Regions from separate parts of the Mus musculus genome. Here region 1 is linked to region 2. The links are chromatin contacts, found by Hi-C in ENCODE. All regions are on one chromosome and are shown on one strand. The core of a region is the stretch at or near the end of the contact, and the rest is flanking DNA. Distances in the headings are between cores, read along the strand shown.

What was found. Hi-C counts contacts between places; a loop is a spot of excess contacts on that map.
Region 1: a loop to region 2 is called in a map of T-helper 17 cell, with 57 times the contacts of the local background. The contact joins the enhancer-like site here to the promoter of Map1s in region 2. A Hi-C loop is called at or near these places in 4 of 37 maps with a recorded cell type or tissue (T-helper 1 cell, T-helper 17 cell, T-helper 2 cell and 1 more).

Annotation. Positions count from the first base shown.
Region 1 is chr8:122,326,270-122,333,161 of GRCm38, reverse strand. It overlaps Zfpm1 (zinc finger protein, multitype 1), which reads right to left. Exons shown (of 10, transcript NM_009569.4): 5 at 973-1,072. Among named protein-coding and RNA genes, the nearest start is that of Gm46056, 15 kb to the left of the region's middle. RefSeq lists an enhancer at 3,201-3,491. Within about 2 kb of position 2,298, at least 1 of the 3 ENCODE cell types and tissues checked has a DNase peak (open chromatin) inside an H3K27ac peak, as active enhancers do.
Region 2 is chr8:70,901,287-70,907,773 of GRCm38, reverse strand. It overlaps Map1s (microtubule-associated protein 1S), which reads right to left and starts at 1,800. Exons shown (of 7, transcript NM_173013.3): 1 at 1,647-1,800. The coding sequence starts at 1,770.

The DNA.
Region 1 (6,892 bases), core at 1,049-3,548, about 51 Mb before region 2:
AGGGTAGAGCCTGTGTAAGTCCCATTATGGGCCAAGTGATACAGGAAAAATCAAGCGACAATGTCCACAGGATTCCTGTGGTCACTGTGACCCTGTCTGCAGGCCCCACCCAGATCAGGTCATGTTTATCAGTATCATCCCTATAAGGGCCTCTGTCTTCTGTGGATGGCACACTTGGGCAGAACTGTGTTGTAGAAGCCTATGGGCAGGTCAGTCCTGGTGGTGCAAGCACATGGCTGACGGCTTGCCAACATCCAATCTGGTGTTGGGGCGTGTTCCTTTCTAGTGCAGGCTGCCTTCAGTGGTCCCCGGAAGCTCTTCTTGCTCAGTCTCCCCCTAAGCCCACGTAGAGAAGCAGAGCTCTCAGTGGCTGTGGAGGGCCCAGGGTGGCCCCTCTAGCCCTTGTGTTCAGTGGCTGTGGAGGGCCCAGGGTGGTCCCTCTAGCTCTTGTGTTCAGTGGCTGTGGAGGGCCCAGGGTGGCCCCTCTAGCCCTTGTGTTCAGTGGCTGTGGAGGGCCCAGGGTGGCCCCTCTAGCCCTTGTGTTCAGTGGCTGTGGAGGGCCCAGGGTGGCCCCTCTAGCCCTTGTGTTCAGTGGCTGTGGAGGGCCCAGGGTGGCCCCTCTAGCCCTTGTGTTCAGTGGCTGTGGAGGGCCCAGGGTGGTCCCTCTAGCTCTTGTGTTCAGTGGCTGTGGAGGGCCCAGGGTGGTCCCTCTAGCTCTTGTGTTCAGGGGCTGGCTGTAGAGGGCCCAGGGTGGTCCCTCTAGCTCTTGTGTCAGTGGTTATGATTCGCATGGGATTGCAGCTCCAAAGGTTGTCCATCATCCTCTCAGATGGGGTTCAGGGTGCTCTCTCAGGCAGTTTGATTGTTACCCAGATAAGCTGGTGTCCCTTTAAGAGCTGGACCAGTCAGAACCAAGTGACCCTGCCTTCTGAAAGACCTTAGCGGGGAGGGAGGCAGGCATGAGATACAGACCCTTCCTGTAGATCTCTGAGTTGGCGGCTTCTTCAGTTAGGACCTGGGGCAGCATCCTTAGCCAGCAGCTCTCATCCACCATCAGGGTCACAGCTGGGCCCTAGAGAAGAGTGGAGATGGGAAAGGCTCAGTCTATATAGGATGCCGAGTGGGGGGCTTTGCTCTGTTGTGTAGTGGTGGTCAGCAGCCTGGTAGCTCATAGCAGTAGGACTTGTGTAGTTCAAACACTATGATAACTGGAGGCATGGCAGGGAGCTGTGCATTCCCAGGCTATGCATTGGTCTCTGTTGGGAACAAAGGTCTAGAGCTGTCAAGCACTGAATCTATAGAGCCTGCTGATGTGTGTTCTCTTTCTGTGACAGCAGAGCTGCTGGCACCAAGGGTATGGCCCATACCACGCAACTGCTAGATTCCTGCAAGGAACTGAGAAAGGGAGGGAGGGAGGGAGAGAGGGAGAGAGGGAGGGAGAGAGGGAGAGAGGGAGAGAGGGAGAGCACGAGCCCATGTCTCTGTACAGTAGAGCTTTCCTTTCTGGTGCAGGGTGGAACTTTTGGCCCTGTCCGTTCATTGAGAGCACTGTCCTTCTCCTGAGATTGGCTGCCCCAACCCAAGACAGCTGTGTTGCCAGGGAGCGAGGGGTAGTGGGTAGCTGAGGCTCTGTGCCCTCTTCCCCATCATATGGGCCAGGGAACTGAGACAGAATAAAGGGGAGGGGGTTGGGGTTAGAAGTTCCAGCCTAGGGCTGTGCCACACACTTCCTCTGCAGCTCCATCTGAACCTGGAAGGGAAGAGCTCTGGGCTCAGCCCCCCAGGGCCACCAAAGCTGCTTGCTTCCTGCCCCCTGCACCCTGGCTCTCAGCCCAGCAGCAGAGGAAGTAAGTGTACGTGGCCATGTCTCTGTGCAGCCCAGGCTGGAAGGCTGGGCTGGGATTTGGTCTCCGGTGGAGGATGAGACACAGCCAGTGGAAGGCAGGGACAGCAGAGGCCCAGTCCTGTCTATCCTTGGAGGGTGGGGTGGGTGACTGCTGCCACTTGGGCACCTCCCTGTTCGCTGAGCTTACTTAGCCCCTGGACTAAGCCACTCGGGCACTATGTGTAAAGGCAGAGCAGGCCTGTGTATCATCCTGTCGGCCATTCGCTGTTTGATTCAAATAAATGCCTTTCACTCAGAAACCTGCACCCCAGGAACTCTTAACCCAAAGCTTAGAGCCCCTGCTCACTCCCGGCTCCTAAGAACCGCTGCGGTGGTCATGGCAATGAGCTCACTGGGTAAGGAAGATGACCAACAGGCTGGAACAGGAGGAGAAACAGGCTGCTGACTGTAAGGGGAACTGCCAGGACAGTGCTTGGCACTCCTGGGTCCCCTTGTGTGTGATGCCCACATAGGCTCTGGGGCCAAACGTCAGGGTTCAGGTCTGACCTTTCTCCTGTGACCCCTGTGGACCAACTCTTTACAGATCGCATTCACATGGCATATACAGAGCCAACAAGATAAGGCCTACTAGCTGGGAACTCCCAGTGACCCATGAGGTCATGACAGCCCAGCCCGGTGGCTTCCACGTCACCTGCCTGCTGCCACGTGGCTTGCCATGGAGCAGGGAGTGGAGATAAGCTGGTTCTGAAGGGGAGCCCTGGAGTCCTAGCAGGTAACACCTGCACCTCTGGCTTCAGTTTCCTGTATGCCAGCACGGTGAGGCCCACATGACAAAGTTGCTGTCAGGATAGGGGAAGGAATCCCCTTCCTTGTCCTGCCACCATCTCAGGGCGGTGGGAGAGCTGGGGGCTAGGGAGGCTGTGCCCTTCTCTGTGGGCCTTTCTGCCCTGGGCACAGATGAATGTGAGGATACAGGAAGCCCTAGAGCTGTGTATACTGGCCACGGCTGCTTACTTATGCTCTGCTTGAAGGATAACATGAACAGTAAGGCATCTCTGGACCTAGGTATTGCCTTGCACCCTGGACCTTGCTGGCAGTTGCCACACGTCCACTGAGGGAGTGCATTCTACCCAAGAGCCTGCTTCAGATCGGCTGGCTTCCGTCAGGAGGTGGCTCCCAGGGATGCAGGGGGTAGGTGAGCTTTCAAGGTCACAGTTGGATAGCACAGAGTAAGCAGCAGACGGGTGTGGGCAGCCACACAGGGGGCCTCTGACTCTCACAGGCTAGCTGTTCCTGGCCCCAGCAGATGGCTGTCAGTGAGGTGGCTGGGTCTGGCCCTCCCTGCCTCAGCCTTCCACTACTCTAATGAATATTAATGAGCGGAGGAGGGTGAGAAAATTAATCTGCCTGATCCTCTGATGGGTGCTGTGGTAACGATATGAAATCTAATTATTCGTCCCAATATTTCTAAACCCTCAAACTGAGACTGACAGCCTCGCGGTCGGTTTAACGCTTATCGCTCTCCGGAGCAGCGTGTTCACCGCATGATAAAAACACGAGCGCGCACACGCACGCCACTTTGCTGACGCTGCACAAGCTGCTCTTTCTGTGGCAGTCCCAGTGCATGGAACACCATACCGCACCCCCTTGCAGCACTGTGGCATGGGGTGCATGCAACCTTGGGGAGCAGTGCTAGGAGGGAGCAGTGGTTGCTGTCCAGCACATCAAGTCCCCAGGGAAATGGGCCATGAGTTCCTGGCTGCCCCAAAACAGAGGTCCTGCGCCTCCATGCAGGTCCCTTCTCTGTTTCCGTGTGTGTGTGTGTGTGTGTGTGTGTGTGTGTGTGTGTGTGTGTGTGTGTGTGTGAATGTCATTGCCCTGCATCAGGATAGGTTGGGGCTTGGGACAGGGCTTTGTGGTCACTCTTCTCCCTGTCTGGGTCTCTCAGGTAGGCCTCGGAGGAGGAGTTCAGCTCCCGGCCCCCGGCTCCTCTGTTCAGGTGTGTCTAGGTCAGAGAAGAGCCCTGGCATCTGTCCCACTCGCTGCCCCTCCAGCCATCATTTGTCTCTCCCTCCTGGCTCCAACTCTCCCTCCCCCCAGCCCTGGATGACATCAGCCACTTTAAATTCTCCTGTGGATCTGAGCCTGCTCCTGTTCCCCCAACAAAGAGGTCAGTGTCCGACTCTGCGGGCTGATAACCATCAGAAACCATCAGAAACCATCTCTGAGACGACTTTATCTGCGGCTGTTCCCAAATCTTGCTGCTCATAAAGCCGTTTTCAGGGAAGGTGAGCCCTCTCAGGTGGGCAGCTTGCTCCAAAAATGGTATCCCACACTGCTGCCTGGGCTTCAGGTCCCCATATGCTGGGGACTAGTGCTGGGGCCTGTGGTCACAGGGTGACTCTAATTAGGCCCTCTCTCCTGCTGATCCACCCTCCTTCCACAGTGATAACAGCCTATGGCTCCTCTCTTTTCCCCAGATGCCCATCGCCCACTTCATAGGTGTAGGGTTGAGGCTCACCGAGAATACACGCTGTGTACACAGGATTAGAACCAAAGTCTAAGAAGCTCTGCCCACCCCACTGTCACTGCTCATCCATGTACTCGCCCCTCAGTCCCTGAAGGCCAGCTCTGTGCCAAGGGCTAGAGACACAGTACATAGTAAAGGGGAAGGAGCAGGGCCTTTGAAGGGCCAGGGACAACAGGGGACAAGGGACCAGCAAGAGTGAGCTTGGGTTCATGTTAACTGCATTTCGTGTTGGGAGGAGAGCAAGGACGATGCTGGCCATCTCAGGCAGAGAAATGAGGGCAGAGATCACCTGCGGGGAGAGTCACAGGCGCATGGCTCATGCCATCCCTGCCAGCCATCCCTCTGTGTAGGGTGGGCCCTGCTGCTCACCTCCTGGCCCCAGCCTTTTACCTCAGGGTGGCTTTGGGGCCCAAAGATGGAGCTAGCTGCAGGCAGGTCTGAGGCCATAGCTGCTGCAGCTCAGGAGCAGATGGAGGAGCCTGAGGAGGGGTGGGAGCCTAGGATATTTTTTAAGCTTCTCCCTTAGCTGACGGGGAAACCAAAGATGGAGAAGAAGGGGGCTCAGGCCCCCACAAAGCCAAGAGCAAACCTAGACTGGGCCTGGTGACTGAGCCAAATGACACTCCTGACTGTCCCAGTCTCTATGGACTGGGCAGAATGGTGGCTTCACAGATGTCACCAGAATTGTGAGAGTGATCTTATTTAGAGAAAGGGTCTTTGCATATTTCATATGAAAATATGAAATCACCTGGAACAGGGTAGCCCAAATAACAAATGACATAAAAAAGAGAAGGTACAAGGGGAGATGGAGCCACATGAAGACCAAGAGTCCTGGGGCCACCAGACGCCTCAGGCAGCTCTGCCTCAAAGAGCACAGGACCTACTCTGCCCCTTAGGATAGTGGCCTCTGTCTTCAGCTATGACAGAGTGTACAGGGTGTGGCACTCGGGGTACATCTATGCCTGCTGTCAGGTTACAGCAGACAGCCACTTTCCAGCTGAGGTTTCTCAGGCTGGGCTGCTGTCTCTTTAAGGCGGGGCTTGGAATGCTTCCCCAGGCCAGTGAAGCAGGGCTCAAACTATATTTCACATCTGGGTAGAACAGCAGTGGGCACAGCTGGGCTGCATGCCCTGGAGAGGAGATGCCTTTCCTGGGTACCCTCCCTCCCTTGTTACACAAAGATGGGGATGGAAACCAAACTTCCCCAGCACTCCCTCAAGTCCCAGTAAGGTGAGTTTGGGCTAGCCTAGGCTCCCTCACTCCATCCCCAGATGAGAGGACCTCAGGCCATTAGGGACTGACCTAAAGGCTGGTCCACATGAAGTCACGCAGTCTGGGCCCACTTCAGCCTTTCTAGCATCTTTTCTTTTTCTTTTTTCTTTTCTTTTCTTTTCTTTTTTTTTTTTTTCTTTTGGTTTTTCGAGCCAGGGTTTCTTTGTGTAGCCCTGGCTGTCCTGGAACTCACGCTGTAGACCAGGCTGGCCTTGAACTCAGAAATTTGCCTGCCTCTGCCTCCCAAGTGCCGGGATTAAAGGTGTGCACCACCACGCCCGGTTCCTAGCATCTTTTCTTAATGCATCTGCCACCCCGCTCAGCAGTCACGGACCCTCCCCTGGCCTCACTGATGCTATGGTGGCCCCTGGCCAAAGTAAGCAAGCTGAGCAGGCAGACCAACATAGGCAGGCTGGGGTGAAGGGCTGTGCACTCACATCCACCTATGCATCCCTCCACGACCACACTTCTGTATCTGCTCATCGACTCTTCCACCCATCCATTCATCCACTCACCCCCCCACCCTCTATCTGATCACCTGTCCATCCACACATGTGCCCATTTATGAATACACATGTACACATTCACTTATCTACCAACCCACCCGCTATTCATTTATCCACCTACCTAAAATCTACTCATCTTTCTATCCATCTGTATACCATGTATACATCCCATACCTACTCACCCACCCACCCACTCACCCACTTTAACATCCTTGACTCCCTCTCATCATTATCCACTGTGAGCTGTGACCCTAAGGAGGCTTTTCAACTGCCCTCTTACAGGCATGCAAACCATAGCGAGCGATAAAGACAGGACTACCAAATCCACTCAGGGCTGTGTGACTCAGTTTCCTTCCTGGATACTAACCCTGGACATCTGGTGTGGGTGGGAGTGTTAGGGGGCATTTCCCTTCCAATTTGTCCCCATGGTGAGCAGCCCCCAGCCTAAGAGAAGCCCGGGAAACAGGCCCCATATCTACATGCGCCCCCTCCTTCTTCTCTAAGGGGAGAGGAGGAACTGCCTGGTGGCTGATAGGGCCATGGGGCAGGAGGCGACTTCTTCCTTAGGCTGCAGGGAGAACTGGGACCCATCAGCCGAACTTGATAAGAGCCCGCTGAATGTTAGCAAAAATATTTAGACAATAAACGAAGTATCGCAAAGGCGCCCATATCTTTCAGAAATCAATCATCTGTAGCGTGTGTCTGGACGCTTGGCGCCAAAGCGGAGATAGTGCCTTG
Region 2 (6,487 bases), core at 551-3,050:
TCAAGCTCTAAGCTCTGTCTCTGTCTTTCTCTGGAGTCCTATTTATAGCCTCCAAGCACAAGTCCACTATGGGTCTTATCTCAGCACCTGTACCTAATCAGCCAGACTGCAGAAGTGGCAAGAAACTGTAGACTACCATCACAAGTTTTTTGGTTTTTTTCTGTGTGTGTGTGGTCTCAGCACAATGTAAGGCGGACCAGTATATGTGTGTTATTATTAGTAAAGAATCTTTTACCATGTGTCTTTTTATGTGTTTGTTTTAGTAGAAAATCCTCTCTCCTGTGTCTGCTTCAGGGAAATGTTCCTTTACAAGTCTGTCCTTAGCTTTTTATATCTTTATCTATTTTAATGAAACATTCTTTCACATTTGCCCCCAGCAAAACCCCATCCAACTGACTTTCCAAAGTACCCTTAAGTTTCCACCTCATTCAGGTTCTCTGGAAAAAGTTTGCTCTTAATCACTGAGCCACCTCTCCAGCCTCATAAAGTTATTTTTGTTGCTCCTTGATAACTAATTTTACTAGTTACAAACTGTAAATATCTGATATGCAGCCCCTCTCCAGAAGGGTCATGAATCACCGGCTGAGAACTCCTGCTCTAGGCAACTCCTGCTCTAGGCCTTCAGCATCCTCAAGTACCCTGACACCATGGAAGTCTTGCTTGCTTTGAGTCCTCTTCCCCAGCACATCAGCACTTCTCAGAAGACAAGGGACACTGCCTGTCGTTCAGCCCAGCCTGTATGCTGAGGCTGTCCCACTTAGGCCCAAGGACCATGCACCTCGATGGGCATTCTACATTGTTCTGGGGATTTGATTTTTTTTTGAGACATGGTCTCACGTAGTCCATGCTGAATACAACTGCTCTATGAAGTTAAGGACAAGCCCTTTATCTGATGTGCATCTCAAAGGTGCTGAGATGACAAGTGAAGAATGCTGGGGATGAAGCCCATGATCAAGCACTCCAGGCAACTTTAGATCTATCGACTGAATCCCAGCACTTATTTTGAATAGGTTGTCTTGTAGCCCAGACTGGCCTGGAACTTGCAGTGCTCCTCTGGCCTCAGCTCACGACTGCAGGGGTAACAGGCATAGGCATCGCATTCGCTACCCCATTGCAGAGGATGCTGCTGCGCTCGATGCCCCAGTGTGGCAGGTGCGCCTGAGTCAGCTCCCCTCGTGCCAAGCATCCCCGGGGCGGCCGCGCCACCCACGCACCAATTAGCACCCCCGGAAAGCAGGCCCCCGGGCGCCGGGGGAACTTGCCAGCCAGGCGAAGGGAGGGGCCGTGGGAGTGAGGCCGCACACCGCCAGAACCCCGAAGTCGGGGACGCAGCGCCCACCCGGCCGCAGGCCGCTCCCCGAACCCTGTATCCCCGGAATGTGACGCCACATCTAACGTGCCCCACGCGGATCCCAGCCTGCCGCGCCCCACCCAGACCCAGTAACCCGTGTGGCAGAGTTTTGTCCAGGCCGCCGCTAGGCACGTGCGCAACCCTATGCCCGTCTGGATCGTAGGCCACGCCCGGAACGTTGCGTCCAGGGACCCCGCACCCCACCCGGACCCCGGCCCGCCGCGCGCCGGAACCCCCAGCCCCGGACGCCCCGCCCCGCCCCGCTGCCACCGCCCCAAGTCCCCACGGACCCGACCTCGTTCCAACTCCTCCATGACGTAGGCCAGCAGCCCGGGGCAGCCACACTCGCCACCCACCACCAGCAACAGTAGGGAGCTGGGCGCCTCCACAGCCTCCGGCGCCGCCATCACTGCCGCCATCTTCGCACCGCCCCGACGCTCTGAGCGCCCCGCCCCGCTGGCCACGCCCCTTCAGGGAGCTTACCGGAAGCACCGGAGACCCCGGCCGGAAGCGCCCCCTCCTCTCCACCCCTCTGTCAATGCCCGCTAGGCTTTGGGAGCCCGAAGAGGACTGAGACTGGCTGTGTACTAAGATACCGTTATCCCTCCCAAATTTCATCCATTCATTTTTCATTCATTCCCTCATTCATTCTCCCGCTAAGCAACGCTTAGAATCTCTGTCCCCCGAAAACTCATTCCATCACAGGGGTTCTGCACAGAACCAGAGTCGGCTAGGTCCTGCGAGCTTCCTGAGTTAGAACCTGGACAGAAGAGAGCTTGGGGATGTGTAGCTGCTTGCTAGGTGTGTGTGCTGGGCCGGGTCATTTTGGAAGAAAGGACATTTTGGAGGGGTAAAGTCACCAAGCCTATCTGACACCAAGTCAGGTTGTCTCTAGATGACCCTGGGACTGTGATCTTCCTGCCTCCACAGCTTCCCACACGTTGGGACAGTAGACAGCTTGGGATTCACTAGGGCTATGTGTGATGGAGACTGCTTATGTGGCTCCCACTCAGACCTGGAACATTTTCACCCCAAACTTGCATCTTGGTTTATTTGTTTTTCGAAACAGGGTCTTTCTGTGTAGCCCTGGCTGTCTCGGAACTTGCTCTCTAGATCAGGCTGGCCTCAAATTCACAGAGATCTGCCTGCTTCTGCCTCCTGAGTGCTGAATTCAAAGGTGTGCTCCACCACCACCCAGTCCAATCTTACTTCTTTTTTGGCCATTCCATGTTAAGTATTTGAAATGCTGTTCACCCCAAGAAGGACCAGCTGGCTCCCCTCAAGAGTGAGCCTTCTGTCTCTGGAGTAAACAACTAAGCCCAGCCAGGTGCTTCCATTCACAGTCAACCTCCACTACCTAACAAATATGAGTCCAGCCTAGGCTACATCAAGTCATATATCAAAAAGAAACAACAATTTAAAAAGACAAAGATTCATGCCTTTAACCTCATCATCTCTCTAGAGACAGAGGCAAGAGGATCTTTGTGAGTTCAAGGCCAACACTGGTGTACACAGTGTTGACAAGACAGACAGACAGACTTTTAAAATAAATGAAAAACAAGCAAAGGCAATTCAGGACTGGTGTGATGCATCAGGAACCCAAATCAAGCCTGCTGCTGACAGACGTTCTGTAAAGGACTTCCCCAAGCCAACTTCCTCCATCAGTCCGTAGCATCAGCCAAGTCCTCAAGCCATGGTCTGAGCTTCCTGGATACTCTTTTGGCGCCAATATCCTTCCTGAATCCTGACTCCTCCCCCTTAACTGGTCAGCCTGCAGAAGTTGATGGCTTGTGATTTCCTCTGTTGTTATAACGGAAACAGAACTGGGATGGTCCATTCTCTGCCCTCTGGCTAAGATCCAGTGCAGAATGGGCTTGGCAGTGCATCTCCACACCCCTAACTCATCACAGAAGACTGAGTGACCTTGGACAGTCTGTGGCCACCCTGGGCTACATAGGGAGTTCAAAGCTAACCTGGAAAATAGAGCAAGTCCCAGGAAAGACTAGGGTAGTAAAATCAACACAAGCGACTACAGGGATAGCTCAAATCTTAAGAGGTCTTAACTGCTCTTGCAGGGGACTCACATTCCATTCCCAACACCCATAGCACAGGTTCCAACTTCATGGAACTCCTGCTCCAAGGGATTTGACACCCCCTCTGACCTCTATGGATGCTCTCATATGCACAGTCACTCAGACACTAAGAAATCTTTAAAAAAGAAGAGACAGGCATGTTGGCATGCATCTAATTCCAGCACACTGGGGAGGGGGCAGAAGCAGGAAGATGTCTGTATGTGGTTAGCTTTGTCTACGTAGAAAGGGTTTGGCCAGCCAGGGCTGCACGGTGAAATCTTACCACCACATCAGAGCTGGAGCTCTGGTGAAAACCAGCAGGGTCACACTCTCTGGTTCTGCTCTGTGCAGGGGACACAGTGGAGGCTTGAGGGTTCTGCACAATGGAGCCAACAGCACATCCCCCACTTTCCACTCATTCATTTACTCAGTCTTTTCATGCTAATGTTCACAGAGTCCCTCAGGATTTGAACCCAGGAGCCCTTGGCTGACTTGTGAGCTCTCCTGCTGCCTAAGGCTCTACTGTTCTCTTTTTTCCACTTCTATACATTCCACAGTGACCTCAAACTGATGAGTCTCCTGCCTCAGTCTCTCAGCTTTGGGCACAACAGACTGCATGCATACCACTTACATTAGTAGTGAGTGTTAATGTCATTATCTGGTCTCTGGGCCTGGAGCTCCACAGTACATCTCTGCCATGAGTCAGCTGGGGAAAGGGTTTTCATTAGGCTTTGTGGACCTCAAGTTTTGCAAAATACACACACACACACACACACACACACACACACACACACACACAGAGAGAGAGAGAGAGAGAGAGAGAGAGAGAGAGAGAGAGAGAGAGAGAGAGAGAGAAATGTCCTTGAGCTTTTCCTATCCCTACGGTTGGGAGTCAAGGCGTGGGGATTGCAAGTCTCCTGGAGAGAAAGACTCAGTGGTCACTTGGGACTCAGGTCACTTCCTTCACCTCTATCCACACCTAGATCCAGTCAGCTAATGGAGCAGCTGTCTGGTCCCCGTGGAGACAGGGATGGGGGGAGGGGAGGGAGGAAGCTGTGAGCCCTTGAGGCAGTCAGACTTTCTATTCCGCAACACTCCCAAGCTGTTTAGCCAGACATCCCTCTCTGCCTCTGCAGCCAGGCCTGGGGCTCCACATCACCAGCCACCCCTAGCCACATTCCAGCACTTTCCCTGGGGGAGTCTAGGCTGGCACCCTATCCCTGAGTTATAGCTGGTCTTTGCAACTTTGTGGGTTCTTTTTCCCACCCTTTATAGCCCAGTTTCACCCTCAATCACTACATAGGAGAGAAAGAAGGATAAAGGGGAAAGAGATCCCTGTTTCTTCGAGTATAAACCAACAAACCGCAGTCAACCCCCTTGAACAACAACCACCTATCCTATATCTATCATAGTATTTATTAGCTAGCAAAACCACATCTCCGCTAGAGCATGACATAAATCACAGCCAACTGCTGCAGCCAGTGCATAGGAGCCCCCGTATCTGCACACCTGGGGTTAAAATAAAAACACTTTCTTATGTTTCTGCATTTTTCAAGAAACCCAAATTCCAAAATTATCACTGATAGGCCAGGCCCCAGCCCCAGCCCCTCCCGGTGGGATCTTAGCCTGTCACACTTCCCCTGAGGCACAACCCCAGCCCCTCCCTGGGTGAATCTAGGCTGTCACTCTTCCTCTGAACCATGCCCCCAGCCAGTCTTTTTTAGGTAGACATAAAGGAGGCTCCCCTGGAACTTAGAATCTTCCCACCTCCACCTCACAACCATGGGCTGGCAGATGTGGGGCACCAAGCTTAGCCCTGTTGAGCTTTGTGAGCCATTGCCATAGCTCTGACAGCTACCATAGACTTACCGCCAGCCTCCTGCAGCTCCTGGAGTTCCCTGCGGGAGCCCTGGGCCAAGCTCCCTCCAGTTGGCACCAATCCCATGCCTTTCCTTTCTCCCTAACAAGCCAGTCAGACAGCTCCATCCCACCTTTAGCGCTGGCTTCTGTGACAGCATTCCCTCAGGCCAGGTCCTCTTTCCTCTTCCTCCCAACTCCTCTTTATTTCTACACTATCACGTCTGTACTGGTTGATTGCCGAGCCCCTCACACCTGCTGTTCATATCCAGCTGGTACTAAGTGAGGCAGTTACATGCAAATGACCCACAGGAACTGTCAACAATACTCAGTTGGTTTGCTTGTTTTCGGTATTTTGCGGGACGCCTGCTTGTTCATAGCTGTCCTGAAACTCACTATGTGGAGACTGGCCTGCCTCTGCCTCCTGAGTACTGAGACTAAAGGCAGGCTTCACCACCACCCAGTGAGTACTGAGACTAAAGGCTCCACCACCACCCAGCTTTACTTCACTTTCGTTTGTTTTGTTTGATTGTTTGTTTGTTTTTTGTTTTCTTAATGAAATCTTAATGTTTGATAATTCATGAGCATAGGTAACTTTTTAAAGATTTATTTATGGTTTATGTGAGTGTCCTATCTGAATGTTTCCCTGCATGACAGAAGAGGTCATCAGATCCCACTACAGATGGCATTACAGACAGCTGTGAATCACACCATGTGGTTGCTGGAAACTGAACTCAGAACTTCTGGAAAAGTAACCAGTGCTCTTCAAGGCTGAGCCATCTCTCCTGTCCTCTATTCAGGAATTTTTTGACATGTGTAACTGTGTGGAGGCCCTTTCAGAACCTCCATCTGAACTGAGAACATCTGGAACGAGGTGTGTCTTGCTATCAAAGATGGCCTCATTTTGCATTTCTCCTGTCTTAGTCTCCTGAGTGGCTGGTATGTCAAGTGTGTGGGTCCACACTCGGTAAAATAGGCTCTGCATGTGTGTGCTCATGCAACCACTCTTGTGCATGCGACAGAGGACAACTTTTAGAAGTAAGTTCTCTCCAGGCAGTGATGGCACACGCCTTTAATCCCAGCACTTGGGAGGCAGAGGCAGGCAGATTTCCGAGTTCAAGGCCAGCTTCACTCACAGAGTGAGTTCCAGGACAGCCACGGCTATACAGAGAAACCCTGTCTCAAAAAGAAGAAGAAAAGAAGAAGA